Linked DNA regions of Homo sapiens: region 1 is linked to region 2. A link is an interaction called in ENCODE POLR2A ChIA-PET data of the cell type or tissue named here. Cell type or tissue: OCI-LY7. All regions are shown on one strand.

Region 1 (8,000 bases), 290 kb before region 2:
CTCCTGTCACTGGTCAGCTACAACTGGGCCATCGGCTGGGCTGGGATGTTTTCTCGGAAAATTTCATTGTTGGGTTAATAAAGGCCCATTCGTGTTCTGTTCTGGTTCCCCATTTGGCAGAGCAGCCGTGGCAGGGGAGGCCCCAGGCCAAATGGACAATAAGGCTCGTGTGTGTGTGTGTGTGTGCTGCACACGTGTGTGTGGCTATTTATGGTTACAGCCTGGTCTATACAGCTCTGTGCCCTGCTTGTTAGGCTGTGCTGAATGGTGCAAAAAACTCTTACTTAGGAGTCCAAATAGGTGGGCTGAAGCCGCAGTCCCATCACTTCTGAGCCAGACTGGGGCTGGCCTTTCTATCATGAGCCTGGCCTTTCTATCATGAGCCTGAGTGTTTCAGGTAGAAGTAGACATAGTGAGTCATTCCTTCCCTTGACAGCATCTTTAAGGGATAAAGACTAAAACTCCCTCCCTTTCCTCTCCAACCCTTTTCCCCAGACGTTAGAGAGATTTGGATAATGCATAAGAATACTTGAAGTTCTTGGAGAAGCTGTTATTACATTTCCTTTGTCAACTTCCATGGCTGCAAAGCACTTTAAGATAATAATAAAGACAGCAATAACAACTTGTACTTATAGAGGGCTTCTGCTTTCAGGGAACCTCTACCCTATTATTGCATTTTAAACAGTCACAGGATTCCACTAGATGACCAAGTTTTGGGATTTTTTTAAACCCACAGTTGATCTATTCAGCAATTGAAGAACATTTGGGTTGTTTCCAATTTTTTCTTTCTTTTATTATTATTTTAATTGATACATAATAATTGTACATATTGATGAGGTACAGTGTGATATTTTGATACATGTACACAATGTGTAATGATCAAATCAGGGTAATTAGCATATACATCATCTCAAGCCTTTATCATTTCTTTGTGCTGGGAACAATGGCAAGTTGTTTTGGGGAAGGGCCAGCAGTTCCGGAGGTTTACTGGGTCCCAGGCACTGTGCTGGCGCTTCACACGTGTTCTTATTTAATTTCCACAGCCTCAGACCTGGTTACCAGGATACCTGGACACCTCTCACCTGGTGTCAGGAGCCCAATTTGTCAGAGGAAGAAAATGAGATTCAGAGAGATTAAATGTTCTTGCCTCACCTCAAGTCACTTTTTTGCAAAGTGGCAGATATAATTAATCAATACAAATAAAAGCCACTCACCCAAGGCAACCTTGTAGAATCCTCGACCCCCACAGTTCTGACTTGGAGCTGGGTCGCATCTGAAGATGCACTTACAGAAACAGAGTAAATAATTGAAGAGTAATTTTCAGCCTTGAATCTTCTGAAGAACGTTTAGGAGGATCCAATTTCTAATTCCCAGCTGTATCTCTAGTCACTCCCGTTTCACCCTCTAATTCCAGTCCCCTGATACTCTCTGGAACTCCACGTTCACCCCAAAACTGCTACCCTCCTCTGGCCCAGCCACCTTTTACTCCCCGTTTTTTCTTTTCTCTTTTGTATTCTTCTTTTTAAAATATTTATTTATTTATTTAATTTTTTTAGACAGAGTCTCATTCTGTTGCCCAGGCTGGAGTTTAGTGGTGCAATCTTGGCTCACTGAAACCTCTGCTTCCGGGTTCAAGCGATTCTCCTGCCTCAGTCTCCCAAGTAGCTGGGACTACAGGCACATGCCACCATGCCCGACCAATTTTTGTATTTTTAGTAGACACAGGGTTTCACCATGTTGACCAGGCTGGTCTTCAACTCCTGACTTCAGGTGATCCACCTGCCTTGGCCTCCCAAAGTGCTGGGATTACATGTGTGAACCACTGCACCCGGCCAGCTGCGGTGTCTTCATGGAGGTGTTGAACATACCAACTGTGCGCCTGCTATGGATAGTGTAAGAGGGCCACACGTATCCTCTGCTGACCTGTTGCTGAGACACATCCCTCATTCCTCACCTCCAACAGCTGCCCCTCCAGGCAGGGCCGTGGATCTCCCCCTACTACACATACGCGCGTGCACGCACACACGGCCTCCACCCCAAGAGCCAAGCCTACCTTTGGAGGTCACCTTTTCCTTCTCTTTCTGCAGATTGACTTAGCCTCTCTCTCGCCCTCTGTCCCCATCTCCCAGGGCTTGTCTAGACTTTCTGGGTACCTCCTCAGATTCCTTCTGCAGCACAGGAAACCTCATTGCTAGCCTCAGGGACTGTCACAGAGAATGGCAGATTCTGCTGGCAATTACAGGCTCTCTGGGGCTTAGAGGAGGGGGCCTCTGTGAGGATTTCCCGCATCAATTTCAGTTGAGAGATTCATTCAAATCCAGATGTCTTTGACTTAACACTTAGGGTCTCCTCATTGTCCTCAGGACCCCTGTATTTATGGAGCAGCTGTGGTATGCTCAGTGCAGGCCTGGGAAGGAAGAAAACGGAGAAAGCAAGCCGCAAGAAGGACATTAGAAGGACATTGTTTCTTTTCTTTTCTTTCTTTTTTTTTTTCTTTTTTTTTGAGACAGGGTCTTGCTCTGTCACCCAGGCTGGAGTGCAGTGGCATAATCACGGCTTCGCAGCTCACTGCAGCCTCGACCTCCTGGGCTCATGGGACCACAGGTGCACACCATCACAACCGGCTAATTAATTTTTTTTTAAGAGATGGGGTCTCATTGTGTTGTCCAGGCTAGTCTCAAACTCCTAGGCTCAAGTAAACGTCCTGCCTCAGCCTCCCAAAATGCTGGGATTACAGGCATGAGCCACCACACCTCGCCAAGACATTGTTTCTGTTCTCAAGAATTTCCCATCTAGTTGGGAACCCAAGGCTAACACTGATGCGAATATAAATAAAAATAATCTCCTCTATTTGTCTAGCACTCCACAGTCTACAGAGTGTTTTAACATAGTTCTGTTTTTCTCAGCCATTCCCCAGGAGCAGTCCCTAGTAGCCCAGGCACAGGATGGCAGAGGATGGTGATTTTTCTCTGAGGTGGTATCGCCCAGTGCAGCTTGTGTGCAGGTTTCAAATCTCTCTAAAGTCTGCTGTTGTCTTAAATACTTGTGGGGATTTCTTGTTCTACTCCATGCTGAACCTGTGTTGGCATAAATATAATAATAATGTGCTAAATTGTTTTCCTTGGAGTAAAACTGAGGTTCCTGCTGATCCTTTAGTTTGAGACAGGAAGATACCCCCGCTAACCTCAGCCCAGGGCGGATGCTTACTACTGTTTGAGATGCACGTGATCGCCCAACGACTCCCTGGGTAAAGGATGACTCCTCCCATGTAAACAAGACAACTAGTTCGCAGAGCGAAGAGACCAGCTCAGTTCCCCTGGCTCAAAGGGGATGGGGCTGGCCGTTCAGTCCAGGTCTTCTGGTAGAAGGCTCTTTGCACGTGCCACCCAGCCTGATGGGCAGGGAGCCACAGCTCTGGTCTCGGTGGGTGTAACTAACCAAGAAGAGCTTTAATGTAAGGTCTGTAGGGGGCGCTGCCAGGGCTGCCATGGAAGAGGGCTCTTTTTTCCCTCCGTCTAACACAGGAAGTTGAGCAGGGCATATTCTTTCGCTGAGTAACGGGGAGTCAGTGACTTTTTCTTCCGTGGTAAGGTACATTTGCAAAGATAAAAAGCCCTCAGCCATTTGGTTTTGATCATCTCAGGAGCTGCCAATGGGCTTCCAGAAGCTTGAGTGGCAGCCGTAGAATGGAGCCTGCCTCACTTTCCCCCCATGGCTCTGGCCGCCTGACCTTATCCTCTGCAGTCAACAACCCTCAGCCACATAAACAGTCCCAGGTGCTGGTTCACCAGCTGCTGGCTGGGCCCAACAACTGCTTCAGGTGTGCTTTTGTCAAAAGGCAACATTACAGCAAAGTTAGTTTAAAGATCTCAGCTGGCTTTATTTGCGATTGTAGAATCCATAAAATAGAATAAATGCCCCAATGAGTTGAACAGAGGGGGTTGGTTTTTATGGACAGAAGAAGGACTGAAGGAAGCAGAAACAGATAACAAAAAGTGGATTGGCTGTTTAAAGGTTATTTTCCTTGTAAGGGGCAGAGCCAGACAGAACAATAGAGAAAGAACTGTCTGGTTAATAGCAGGTTAAGGACTAGCGCAGAGGGAACTTCGTTTTGCCCACTGAAGATTGAAACTGGCCTGCTTGGGAAATTGGCTGTTCTCTCTCTCGCCTCGTTTCTTGAAAGGTTAGATGACAACTTAGTTTAGGTTTGGTGACATGGAACTTTAGCATAGGTGACTCTATTTTGATTTTTAGTCTGGTCTGTTGGGGCAAAGTGCAGGAGCTTGGTAAAAACTGATGTCCTCTTGGGAGTTTTTTAATTTTTAATTTTTAAATTTACTTCTAGAGACAGCGTCTTGCTCTGTCTTCCAGGCTGGAGTGCAGTGGTACAATCGTAGCTCACTGCAGCCTCAAACTGCTGGGCTCAAGTGATTTTCCCATCTCAGCCTCCAGAGCAGCTGGGACTATAGGCGGTGCCACCATGGCTGGCTGATAGGAGTTTTTGTTTAACATGTTGAAGGCAAATGTTTGGTGGAGGCCCTTTTACTCAACCTCTGCTTAGCACAGTCACCTAACTGACCTTCACTCTCAGGCCCTCTGTAAAAGATAACTGCCCACAGCCTACGGGCACCTGGCATGCTTTTGCTTCCATAGTTGATATGAATTATTTCTTACCAAGAATTCATTGTTCCCAAACCTGATTATGCCAGTTGGACTTGTTACTACACTTACATAATTTAATTGAATTAATATGTATAACGTGAGTGCAAAAAATTTTCTTGGAAAACTAACCTAAAAGCTTTCAGAGGATTTAATAAAGGCAAGTCAAATCACACACACACAAATTAGATGTGGATGAGAGAATCGAAAAGATTGGGGAAAAGATACTAAAAAACTAGGCTTCTGAACTGGGATTGCCTCATAAGTGTCTTCACCATTGATAGCGAAAAGGGCTTATTCTGCTCATTGCTCAGTGTGCCAATCACTGAGACTGTGAGTTTTGCAGCAGAGAAAGGGTTTATTCACAAGGCATCTGTGATGGCTAATATTAAGTGTCAACTTGATTGGATTGAAGGTTGCAAAGTATTGTTTCTGGGTGTATCTGGGTGTTTCTGGGTGTTACCAGAGGAGATTAACATTTGAGTTCGTGGACTGGCAGAAAAAGACCCATCCTCAACGTGGATGGGCACCATCTAATTGGCTGCCAGCCCAGCTAGAAAAAGCAGGAAGAAGAAGGTGAGATGAGCTGGCTTGCTGAGTCTCCTGGCCTTCATCTTTCTCCTGTGCTGGATGCTTCCTGCCCTTGAACATCAGACTCCAGGTTCTTTGACCTTTGGACTCTTGGACTTACACCAGTGGTTTTCCAAGGGCTCTTGGGCCTTCGGCTATAGACTGAAGCCTTCCCTACTTTTGAGGCTTTGGAACTTGGGCTGAGCCACTGCTGGCTTTCTTGCTCCTCAGCTTGCAGATGGCTTGCTGTGGGAATTCAACTTGTGATTGTGTGAGTCAATCTCCTTGATAAACTCCCCTTCATATATACATCTATCCTGTTAGCTCTGTCCCTCTGGAGAACCCTGACTAATACAGCGTCCAAGCAAGGAGGTGGGAGAACAGGTCTCAAATCCACCTCTCCAAAGATGGGGTTTTAGAGATATTTATGGGATGGAGCACCTAGGCCCTCTGAGGCATCAGAAATGGTGATGGGGGTAAGGCAAAGTGAGGTAATCGGTGATCTTCGCAAGCTTAGTGGGCTTTGTGGCTCTTCATAGGTTGCGTGTTCACAAATGGCATGATTAACATGATCGGAGGGAGGGTTTTTGGTCTTCTGGTGTTAAAAGGTCACCCACCGGCGACTCACACAGGCCCAGCTGAAGGGTCAGTGGTCTTAGCTGGTTCGAACTGGACAAGAGCTGACCCCAGGTTTCTGAAAAACAACTTAATTACTGTGGCGACACATATGTCAGAGAGGTTATCTATAAGGAAGCTAGTGGGGGTTTAGATATATATTGTTTAGCTACATGACTTTTAGTTATATGGGTTTTAAAATCAACTAAAAGCAAGTGACTAAAAACAAAGGAGGCAAGTTTTTAAGTTCTGCAGACCCAACCAGGTTAGCCCTGGGTTTCACCATCTCCCTTTACTTTAAAGAAGCAGAGACTGGAAATCCTCAGGGATAAATAGTAGGTCTGCTACCCATGAGAAAGAGGACTCGTAACTCCACGCCGCAGATCTATGAGCAAGGAAGATACCTTTAACTCCACTCTGAAAGATTGCAGGAATATTTACACAAAAAATAATTTTTTTTTGAGACAGAGTCTTGCTGTCACCCAGGCTAGAGTGCATGGTGCAAATCTCACCTCACTGCAACCTCAACCTCCCGGGTTCAAGCGATTCTCCTGCCTCAGCCTCTTGAGTAGCTGGGATTACAGGCACACGCCACCATGCCCGGCTACTTTTTGTATTTTTAGTAGAGACTGGGTTTCACCATATTGGCCAGCTGGTCTTGAACTCCTGACCTCACATGATCCTCCTGCCTTGGCCTCCCAAAGTGCTGGGAGTACAGGGGTGAGCCACTGCACCCAGCAAAAAATAAAATGTTTAATGGATATATATATATGACACACACATATATAATTTTTAGTGAATTCACTCTTCGACTGTTTTGATTAACATACCAATTTCTGTATATGGTTGTGATGGATATGAGAGCTCCACTTACCACAGTTATGGGATGATGGGGTGCTGATCTACTGAATCATTGGACTTCAGAGAGGGAGGTGAATGGGAGCCTGGGAAATCAATGGTATGTAGACTTCATGTTAAACGAGGTCAGCTCTGGGATTGTAATGTTGATGTTACACAACCATAAGCTAAACTATTTTCATATGTGTTTGCTCCCCATTGCATCTCCATAGTGCCTGGCACGTAGGAGGCTCTCAACTACCATTGACCCAGTGAATGAATACATGAAAGAGTCTTGTGAACATCAGAGAAGTTCCTGGGTTAGCTGTGTTTTAATAAGTCCAGATCTACATCCCCTGAAGGTAGAAGGTAGAACAAGAAGAAATGTTCTAAGGACTCTCCCTTGGAGCTGTCTGGGAGCTGCATGATAAAGTGGAATAGCTACTGATGTTTCACTTATCACATCTGGCAAATGGAGATGAAAAAAGAAAGTCACTTCCCCTTCCCCTGATTGAGCACGTAGAGCATAGGAACTCACGCTGACCGAAGCCCTTTGGTCAATATGAAGTGTTAAACAAAAAGTGGAACACATATAAGGTATTGATATATTAAGTTATGGTGCAGTCCCCGACTTAAGAAAGCTCATATTTAAAAAAAAATCTGAGTTAAGGTACAGATAGACCAGGGAACAGTTGTTTGCATCACAAGAATGTCTTCACTTTGCAAATAAAGTCAACAGAGGTGATTTAAAAGTAGTTTTGAGCACTTAAAAAATGCAGTGCAATTAAAAATAGTACAATGAAAAATATTTTCCAAATTTAGAAATGGTTGTAAGGCCAAATCTCGTCAGGTCAATTGATAGTTGTGTGTGTGTGTGTGTGTGTGTGTGTGTGTGTGTGTGTGTATGGTAGGTGTTCCTGCAAAGGCTTTTGCCTCACCTGACAAGCTTCTAGGGGTCATAGACTCGGTCTTACACATCTAGAGCGTGGATCATCTCCCACACAGCTGGTGTATCTGTAAAATGTGCATAACAGAATGATCTTGCAGCATTCTTGGGAAGACATATGTGTAGTATGCTGAATAATGGCCTCCAAAATGTGCAGGTTGCAGGGATTAGGATCTGATATCAGATCTGATCTAATACCTGTAACTTGTAAGTTTTACTTTATTTGGAAAAAGGATCTTTGCAAATGTGATTAAGTTAAAGATGTCAAGATGGGGCGATTATCCTGGATTATTTGGGTAAGCCTTCACGCAATCACATGAATCTTCATAAGAGGGAGGCAGAGGGAGATTTGGCCACACGCAGAGAAGAAGGT
Region 2 (8,000 bases):
CATTTCTCCTTTCCCTTACAACAAAGGGACAGCACCAGCAACAAGAGATTATATCTATACTGGTTGCAAACCACACTCAGTCCATGCTTCAGGTGTCTACAGAACTTCTGCTGGTACCCACTAACGCAGCCTACCTCACTGCTGTTTAACCCATGAGCATCTCATTTCAGCTTTGGGTATCATTAACGCCATTCATTTACTCTTTAAACTATGACTGGGTTTTCTAGGCAAGGGGAGAGGGAAGAGAAGGATATGAAGAGGAGTTGTACTCATCTTTAAAGTACTCACAGACTAGAAGGGGAACCAAGTGTTAAAATAGTTATAATTATTTTTATTTTTATGTGATATATGGTATAATAGCACTCAAATGACCAAGAGAGAACAGTGGTAGGGGTGGCCTTGGGCTAGGGGAGGAGATGGGAAGGCTTCAGGAAATGGTTATCTTTTGGTGGACTGTAAAGGATGAGTAGGAGTTCACCAGGAAAAGAAGAGAGTCTTCTAGGCAGAGGCACAGCAATCACAAGTCCCTTGACCCATGGAAGAGCAGGTTTGAGGAGTGTTGAGTCCATGTGGCCAGAGTATATGGTGGTGGTGAGTGGGGGGCAATGGGGGGGGAGAAGAGCCTGGAATAACAGTTTGGGGACATGTGGTGAAGTTCCTTAATTACTATGCTAATTAGCTTGGATTTTCATTAAAAATGATAGGCAGCCACTGAGGAGTTTTAGGCAGAGTGACACAATTAAATTAGCATTTTAAAAAGATATCTCTGAGGCAATACAGAGGATATATTGTAGGGGAAATAGAGACCAGGCTCAGTGGTCTCTATTACAGAGCTCCAGGGCACCGGGCCCTCAGAGATGGGTAAAACACTGCAACACAGCCCTACCTTTCAGGAGCTCGCTACTGCGGAGGGAGCATATTAATTACCTGTTGCTATCCCAAATTACCAGAAACTTAGCAGCTTGAAACAACATGTATTTATTATCTCACAGTTTCTGTAATATGCAGTGTGGTTTAGCTCAGTCCACGGCTTCAGACTACACTTAAGGTGTTGGCCAGGACTGGGCTTTATCTGATCCTCAATTGGGGAAGAATCTGCTTCCAAGATCACAGTGTTGTTGGTGAGATTCAGCAACTTGCTGGCTTTGGCCAGAAGCTTCTCTCGCTTTTTTGCCACGTGAACCTCCTCAACATGGCTACTTGCTTCATCGAAGCGTGAAAGCTTAGAAGGCAACAAAGAGTGTCTGCTGACAAGACGGAAGTTGCAATCTTATGTGACATAATCACCTCCATTGCTTAGAAGATTATAATCCTATCACCTGCGCTGCTTAGAAGCAAATCGCCGAGCCCACTCACACACGGGGCCGTGGATGCCTGCAGGCAGAAATACTTCAACCCATCTTAGAGTCTGTCTCTAAGGATAGAGACTGGTCTTGAACTCTCTCAGAATAATAAGACAAAAATAAGGTAGCTGTATTCTCCAGGGGCTATACAGTCAAAGAGAGGTTATCTGGACTGATCTGTGATTAAGGGAATACTTCCTCAAGGGGCTCAATTAGAATGCCACTACTGTGGTCCTGGAATAAGATGTTGAAGACCTGAAATTTCCCTATTCATCAGTTAATTAATTAATTATTTATTTATTTATTTTGAGATGGAGTCTTGCTCTGTCGCCAGGCTGGAGTGCAGTGGCGCCATATCGGCTCACTGCAACCTCCGCCTCCCGGGTTCAAGCGATTCCCCTGCCTCAGGGTCCCTCGTAGCTGGGACTACAGGTGTGTGTCACCACACCTGGCTAATTCTTTGTATTTTTATTAGAGATGGGGTTTCACCATGTTGGCCAGGATGGTCTCAATCTCCTGACCTCGTCATCTGCCCTCCTCAGCCTCCCAAAATGTTGGGATTACAGGCGTGAGCCACCGTGCCCGGCCTCATCAGTTAATTCTTATTATCCATTGGGTCCTTTGGTTAAGAAGTCCATGGTGGACAAAGGTTTATTTAGTTAGTCTTTTGTTTGTTTTCATTTTTGTTTTTGAGACAGTCTCGCTGCAATGCCCAGGCTGGAGTGCAGTGGCGCAATCTTAGCTCACTGCAACTTACGCCTCCCGGGTTCAAGTGATTCTCCTGCCTTAGGCTCCCAAGTAGCCGGGACTACAGGCACCTGCCACCACGCCTGGATAATTTTTGTATTTTTGGTAGAGATGGGGTTTCACCATGTGGGCCAGGCTGGTCTTGAACTCCTGACCTCAGGTGATCCACCTGCCTCGGTCTCCCAGAGTGCTGGGATTACAAGTGTGAGCCACTACACCTGGCCTGGACATGAGTTTAAATCCCAGTTCAGCCACTTAGAGCTGTGTGAACTTGGAAGTTAGGTAGCCTCTCTTCACATCAATTTCCTACTCCGCAAGATGGGGATATTGCTGCTTACCCTATAGGGATCTTGAAAGATTAAATGACATGGTGTATATGAAAGACCCTAGCATGGGCCCTGCCACATTGGAACTTAGCCAGTAACTTAGGCCACATCCTAAGCAAGACTCACGAGTGCAGAAGGACCTGGATCGAAGTTACAGGCAAAACCGGCTGTGGAAGAGCCTGGTCCTCAGGCTTCTCCTTAGAGGGCAGCCAAGACTGTCACAGACACATCCCACATCAAGGCCCGCTCAGTGGTAAAAGCAAGAGGACCTTGCATCTCCATGTTGTGGACCCTCCTTTGATTTGGTGACCACCTGATAAACACTTGCTGACCCGCCGGGACTGGGGTTCCAGGGCTACATCATCCATCTCTAGCAGCTCTCTAGGGCCCTGAAATGGAGTGTTTCCTCCCCTTCTGAGCTCTCCCCCATCATCCAGCCAATGGTTTAGCACTCGATTGCTTTTTTTTTAAAAAAAAAAAAAAAAAAAGGATCTTGCTCTGTGGCCCAGTCTGGAGTACAGTAGTGTGATCATGCCTCACTATAGACTTGAACTCCTGGGCTCCAGTGATTCTGCCGCCTCAGCCTCCTGAGTAGCTGGGACTACAGGCATGCACCACCATGTCCAGATAATTTTTTCACTTTTTTGTAGAGATGGAGTCTCCCTATGTTGCCCAGGCTGGTCTCAAACTCCTGGACTCAAGTGATACTCCCACTTCAGCCTCCCAAAATGCTGGTATTACAGGCATGAGCCACTGTGCCCAGCCTAGACTGCTTTTAAAGGTATTTATTATGTGCCCATCTCTGTGCTAAACTAAAACACCCGATTTAAACAGGTGTTAAAACAGGTGTTTTAAACAGAAGCAGGGGTGAGGGGAGGAGCTCATCTTGGGCTGAGGCTTTGTTTTTCTGTCCTAGAGGCCATGTGCTCCCTGCTAAGTTGGAGCTGAGAAGCTGGGAATAGGCTGAGATGCTCTTCCTTCACTTGTTCTCCTGAGTACAGCCTCCGTGCTTGTTGTTACATAATTTCTATTAAAATTCCTGGAAATGCAGCTAGAAGAGTAGCTCCCAAAGGAACCCTGAGGCATGAATGCTGAGGTTGAAAGCTTCCCATCTAAACTGTGTCTCCAAGTGCTGACAATGCCAACCCGACTCACATCGTCATTGGTGACAATGCCAACCCAACCAACTCACATTGTGTGCAGGATTCCCAAATGCCCAGCAGCTTCAAAAATAGACATCTTCTCCAAAGAGAGCAGACACGGTGAAAAGCACAAAGATGAATGACTTCAAATTATGAGATGCAAAGAATGCCAACTTGCTCACATTAAGGTAAGGTATAATAGGTTGTAGGAGGTTAGGAAGTCATCTATGAGGCCACCGCTTTTCCAGTGGTTCCTGCATGCCCCCACCCTGCTGTGCTTATTGCCATAAAGCATCACAGAGCACGGCCCGACAGTGGTCAGGGTGCTCAATGGCAAGCAACAGAAACTGTGTATTGCTTCTATAAGCACAAGATAAAGTTATAATAAAGATATGGGGAGCTCATAAAATCATCAAGAATACCAGAAAATCAAGCTTAGGAGATGGGGCAGGAATGGGGGAGGCTCCCCAGGTCAAATCACTCCTGAGGGTTTGTCCAGTGCCACATAAGGTGTTGTCAACACAGCTCCTGCTGCAGCACTGATACTCCTGGAACCTGGACGTGGCCATGCTGCTGGCACCATTACCACAAAGATGGCTTCTCCATGGACCTGCTTCTCTGTGTCAATGTCCAGTGGGTGTGTCTGATTGGCTGAGCTGAGGTGTGTATCCATACCCACCCCCGGAGGCTGGGGAAGCAGGCATCTCAGGCTTGGAGGCTGCTCAACTAAAGAGCCCAGAGGGTCCACTGGAGCCCCAGGGCTGACTTCCAGGCAAGTGAGCAAGTGAGTTCTCACAGCATCTTTTTCTTCTTTTTTCTTTCTTTCTTTTTCTTTTCTTTTTTTTTTTTTTTGAGATGGAGTCTCGTTCTGTTGCCCAGGCTGGAGTACAGTGTCACAATCTTGGCTCACTGCAACCTCCGCCTCCCAGGTTCAAGCGATTCTCCTACGTCAGCCTACCGAGTAGCTGGGATTACAAGTATGCGCCACCATGCCTGGCTAATTTTTGTATGTTTAATAGAGACAGGGTTTTGCCATGTTGGCAGAGCTGGCCTCAAACTCCTGACCTCAAGTGATCTGCCCGCCTCAGCCTACCAAAGTGCTGGAATTACAGGTGTTAGCCACCGTGCCCAGCCATCTTTTTCTTTAAATAATTAAAAAGTGATTAAAAACCGGGCATGGTGGCTCATGTTTGTAATCCCAGCACTTCGGGAGGCTGAGGTGGGCGGATCACCTGAGGTCAGGAGTTCAAGAGCAGCCTGGCCAACATTGCAAAACCCCGTCTCTACTAAAAATACAAAAATTAGCCTGGCGTCGTGGCGGCCACCTGCAGTCCCAGCTACTTGGGGGGCTGAGGCAGGAGAATCACTTGAACCCAAGAGGTGGAGGTTTTGCAATGAGCTGAGACTGTGCCAGTGCACTCCAGCCAGGGTGACAGAGTGAGACTCTGTCTCAAAAAAAAAAAAAAAGTGATTAAAGGTAAAAAGGGAAGAAGACAAATTCATTCAAAAAATGTTACTGAGCAGTTATATGTCAGGCAGTATTCTAGACTGTGAGGATAGAGCAGGGAGTCACACACAAGTCCTGACCTCAGAGAGGCTTCACAGTAATGGCAGATAGGGAGTAACAAGCCTGTATATGTGTGTGTGTGCGTGTGTGTGTGTCTGGTGTGTGTGATGTTGATAAGAGCCGTGGAGAACATGGAGAACAATACAGGCAGGGTAAGAGGGCCTTGGGAGTGCTAAGTTATTTTGTAGAGGTGGTCAGGGAAGACTTTCTGCCTAAGATGATGTCTGAGCAGAGATCTGAAGGATGGAAGGAGGGAGGACGTCATTCAGCCACCAGGGAAGAGTGTTACCCACAGAGGGGACAGCCAGAGTAGAGGCCCTGAGGCAGGAGCACACTTGCAGGGTCAAGGAAGCAAACAGCCATTGTGGCTGAGGCAGAGTGAGAGAAGGGAGCATTGGAGAGAATAAGGTCAGGGAGATAGTCAGGGCTTTTCCCAGGGCAAGAAGAGACACTTTTGGAAAGTTTTGAACACGGAAGTAAGATGACCTGACCCACATTTTAGAAAAAGCCCTCTGGCTGCTGGTGGAGAACAGAGGGTGGAGGGGCAAGAGAGCAGGCAGGAAAAGCATTCAGGGGGCTCCTGTGGGAGGCCAGACTGGAGGAGCAGGGGTGAGGCCAGGCGGGAGAGCAGAGGTGCTGAGAAGGAGGCAGGCTCTGGATGCATTTGAAGGTAGTCACCAGGTTTGATGCATCGGATGTTTTATACTCTTGTGCTCTCTCTGTCTCTCGCTCTGTCTCGTTCTCTCTCTCTCTCTCTCATACACACACATGCATGCGTGCATGCATATACAAGAATACCTACTTTTATTCTACTTCACAGATATTGTTTTTGACAAATTGAAGGTTTGTGACAACGCTGCTTCAAGCGAGTCTTTTTTTTTTTTTTGAGATGGAGTCTCACTCTGTTGCCCAGGCTGGAGTGCAATGGCGTGATCTCGGCTCATTGCAACCTCCGCCTCCCAGGTTCAAGCGATTCTCCTGCCTCAGCCTCCTGAGTAAGTGGGATTACAGGCACATACCACCATGCCCGGCTTATTTTTGTATTTTTAGTAGAGATGGGGTTTCACCATGTTAGCCAGGCTGGTCTTGAACTCCTGACCTCAGGTGATCTGCCCACCTCGGGCTCCCATAATGCTGGGATTACAGGCGTGAGCTACCTGTTGTTTAGTGTATCCACCTTCATCACTTATCTCAGCTGGATCTTCTGGATAACTTCCTGCTGCTTTTTCATTAGCACTTGCTGCTTCTCCTTGCACTTTTATGTTAGGAAGGTGGCTTCCTTTCTTAAACCTCACGAACCAACCTCTTTTAGTGTCTGACTTTTCTTCTGCAGCTTCCTTATCTCTCTCAGCGTTCACAGAATTAAAAAGAGTTAGGGCGGGAGCCACCACGCCCAGCCGAGCAAGTCTATCTTTGCAATTTTTCCAACAGCATGTGCTCACTTGGTGTCTCTGTGTCCCATTTTGATAATTCTTGCAATATTTCAAACTTTTTCATTAATATTATATCTGTGATGGTGATCTGTGATCAGTGATCTTGGATGTTCCTACTGTAATTGTTTTGGGGGTGCCACGAACGGCACCCATAAAAGTCAGCAAATTTAATCCATAAGTGCCGTGTGTCCTGACTGTTCCACCAACCAGTATACCCCATCTCTCTCCCTCTCCTTGGGCCTCTCTAGTCCCTGAGAAACAATAATATTGAAATCAGGCCTATTAACAACCCTACAATGGCCTCTAAGTGTTCAAGTGAAAGGAAGAGTCACACATCCCTCACTTTAACTCAAAAGCTAGAAATGATTAAGCTTAGTGAGGAAGGCAGGTAAAAAGATGAGATGGGCCAAAAGCTAGGCCTCTTGTGCCAAACGGTTAGCCAAATTGTGACTATGCAGGAAAAGTTCTTGATGAAAATTTAAAATGCTACTTGAGTGAACACACAAATAACAAGAAAGCAAAATAGTCTTACTGATGACACAGAAAAAGTATAGTGGCTGGGATAGAAGATCAAACCAGCCACAACATCCTTGTAAGCCAAAGCCTAATCCAGAGCAAGCCCCTAACTCTCTTTAATTCTGTGAATCCTGAGAGAGATGAGGAAGCTGCAGAAGAAAAGTTAGACACTAAAAGAGGTTGGTTCATGAGTTTTAAGGAAAGAAGGCACCTTCCTAACATAAAAGTGCAAGGAGAAGCAGCAAGTGCTGATGAAAAAGCAGCAGCAAGTTATCCAGAAGATCCAGCTAAGTGATGAAGGTGGATACACTAAACAACAGGTTTTCAATGTAGATGAAACAGCCTCTATTGAAAGAAATTAATAAGTAGACTTTCATAGCTAGAGGTGCAAAGTCAATGCCTGGCTTCAAGGCTTCAAAGGAGAGGCTGACTCTCTTGGCAGGAGCTAATGCAGCTGGTGACTTTAAGTTGAAGCCAGTGCTCATTTACCATTCCAAAAGTCCCAGGGCCCTTAAGAACTATGCTAAATCTACTGCCTGTGCTCTGCCAATGAAACAACCAAGTCCGGATGTCAGCACATTTGTCTACAACATGGTTTACTGAAAATTTTTTTTTTTTTTTTTTTTTTTGAGATGGAGTCTCGCTCTGTCACCCAGGCTGGAGTTCAGTGGCGAGATCGTGGCTCACTGCAAGTTCTGCTTCCCGGGTTCACGCCATTCTCCACCTCAGCCTCCCGAGTAGCAGGGACTACAAGCTCCCGCCACCATGCCTGGCTAATTTTGTTTTTGGATTTTTAGTAGAGACCAGGTTTCACCGTGTTAGCCAGGATGGTCTCAATCTCCTGACCTCGTGATCCCCCTGCCTCGGCCTCCCAAAGTGGTGGGATTACAGGCGTGAGCCACCACGCCCAGCTGGTTTACTGAATA

The links. ChIA-PET counts read pairs that join two places held together with the same protein. Peaks named below come from ENCODE experiments on the same cell type or tissue, not always from the same donor. Only the 100,000 strongest peaks of a DNase experiment are listed, where the experiment ranks them.
Region 1: POLR2A ChIA-PET joins it to region 2 with 11 read pairs; 2 of 35 experiments call an interaction of 5 or more read pairs at or near these places.

Annotation. Positions count from the first base shown.
Region 1 is chr1:226,454,138-226,462,137 of GRCh38, forward strand. No RefSeq gene overlaps it. Among named protein-coding and RNA genes, the nearest start is that of PARP1, 50 kb to the left of the region's middle. RefSeq lists a silencer at 920-1,127. In OCI-LY7, CTCF peaks have their summits at 3,476 (motif pointing right) and 3,683; a DNase peak (open chromatin) is centred at 194.
Region 2 is chr1:226,748,447-226,756,446 of GRCh38, forward strand. No RefSeq gene overlaps it. Among named protein-coding and RNA genes, the nearest start is that of ITPKB, 13 kb to the left of the region's middle. RefSeq lists an enhancer at 5,854-6,353. In OCI-LY7, no CTCF peak of the experiment used is centred here; DNase peaks (open chromatin) are centred at 1,225 and 3,265.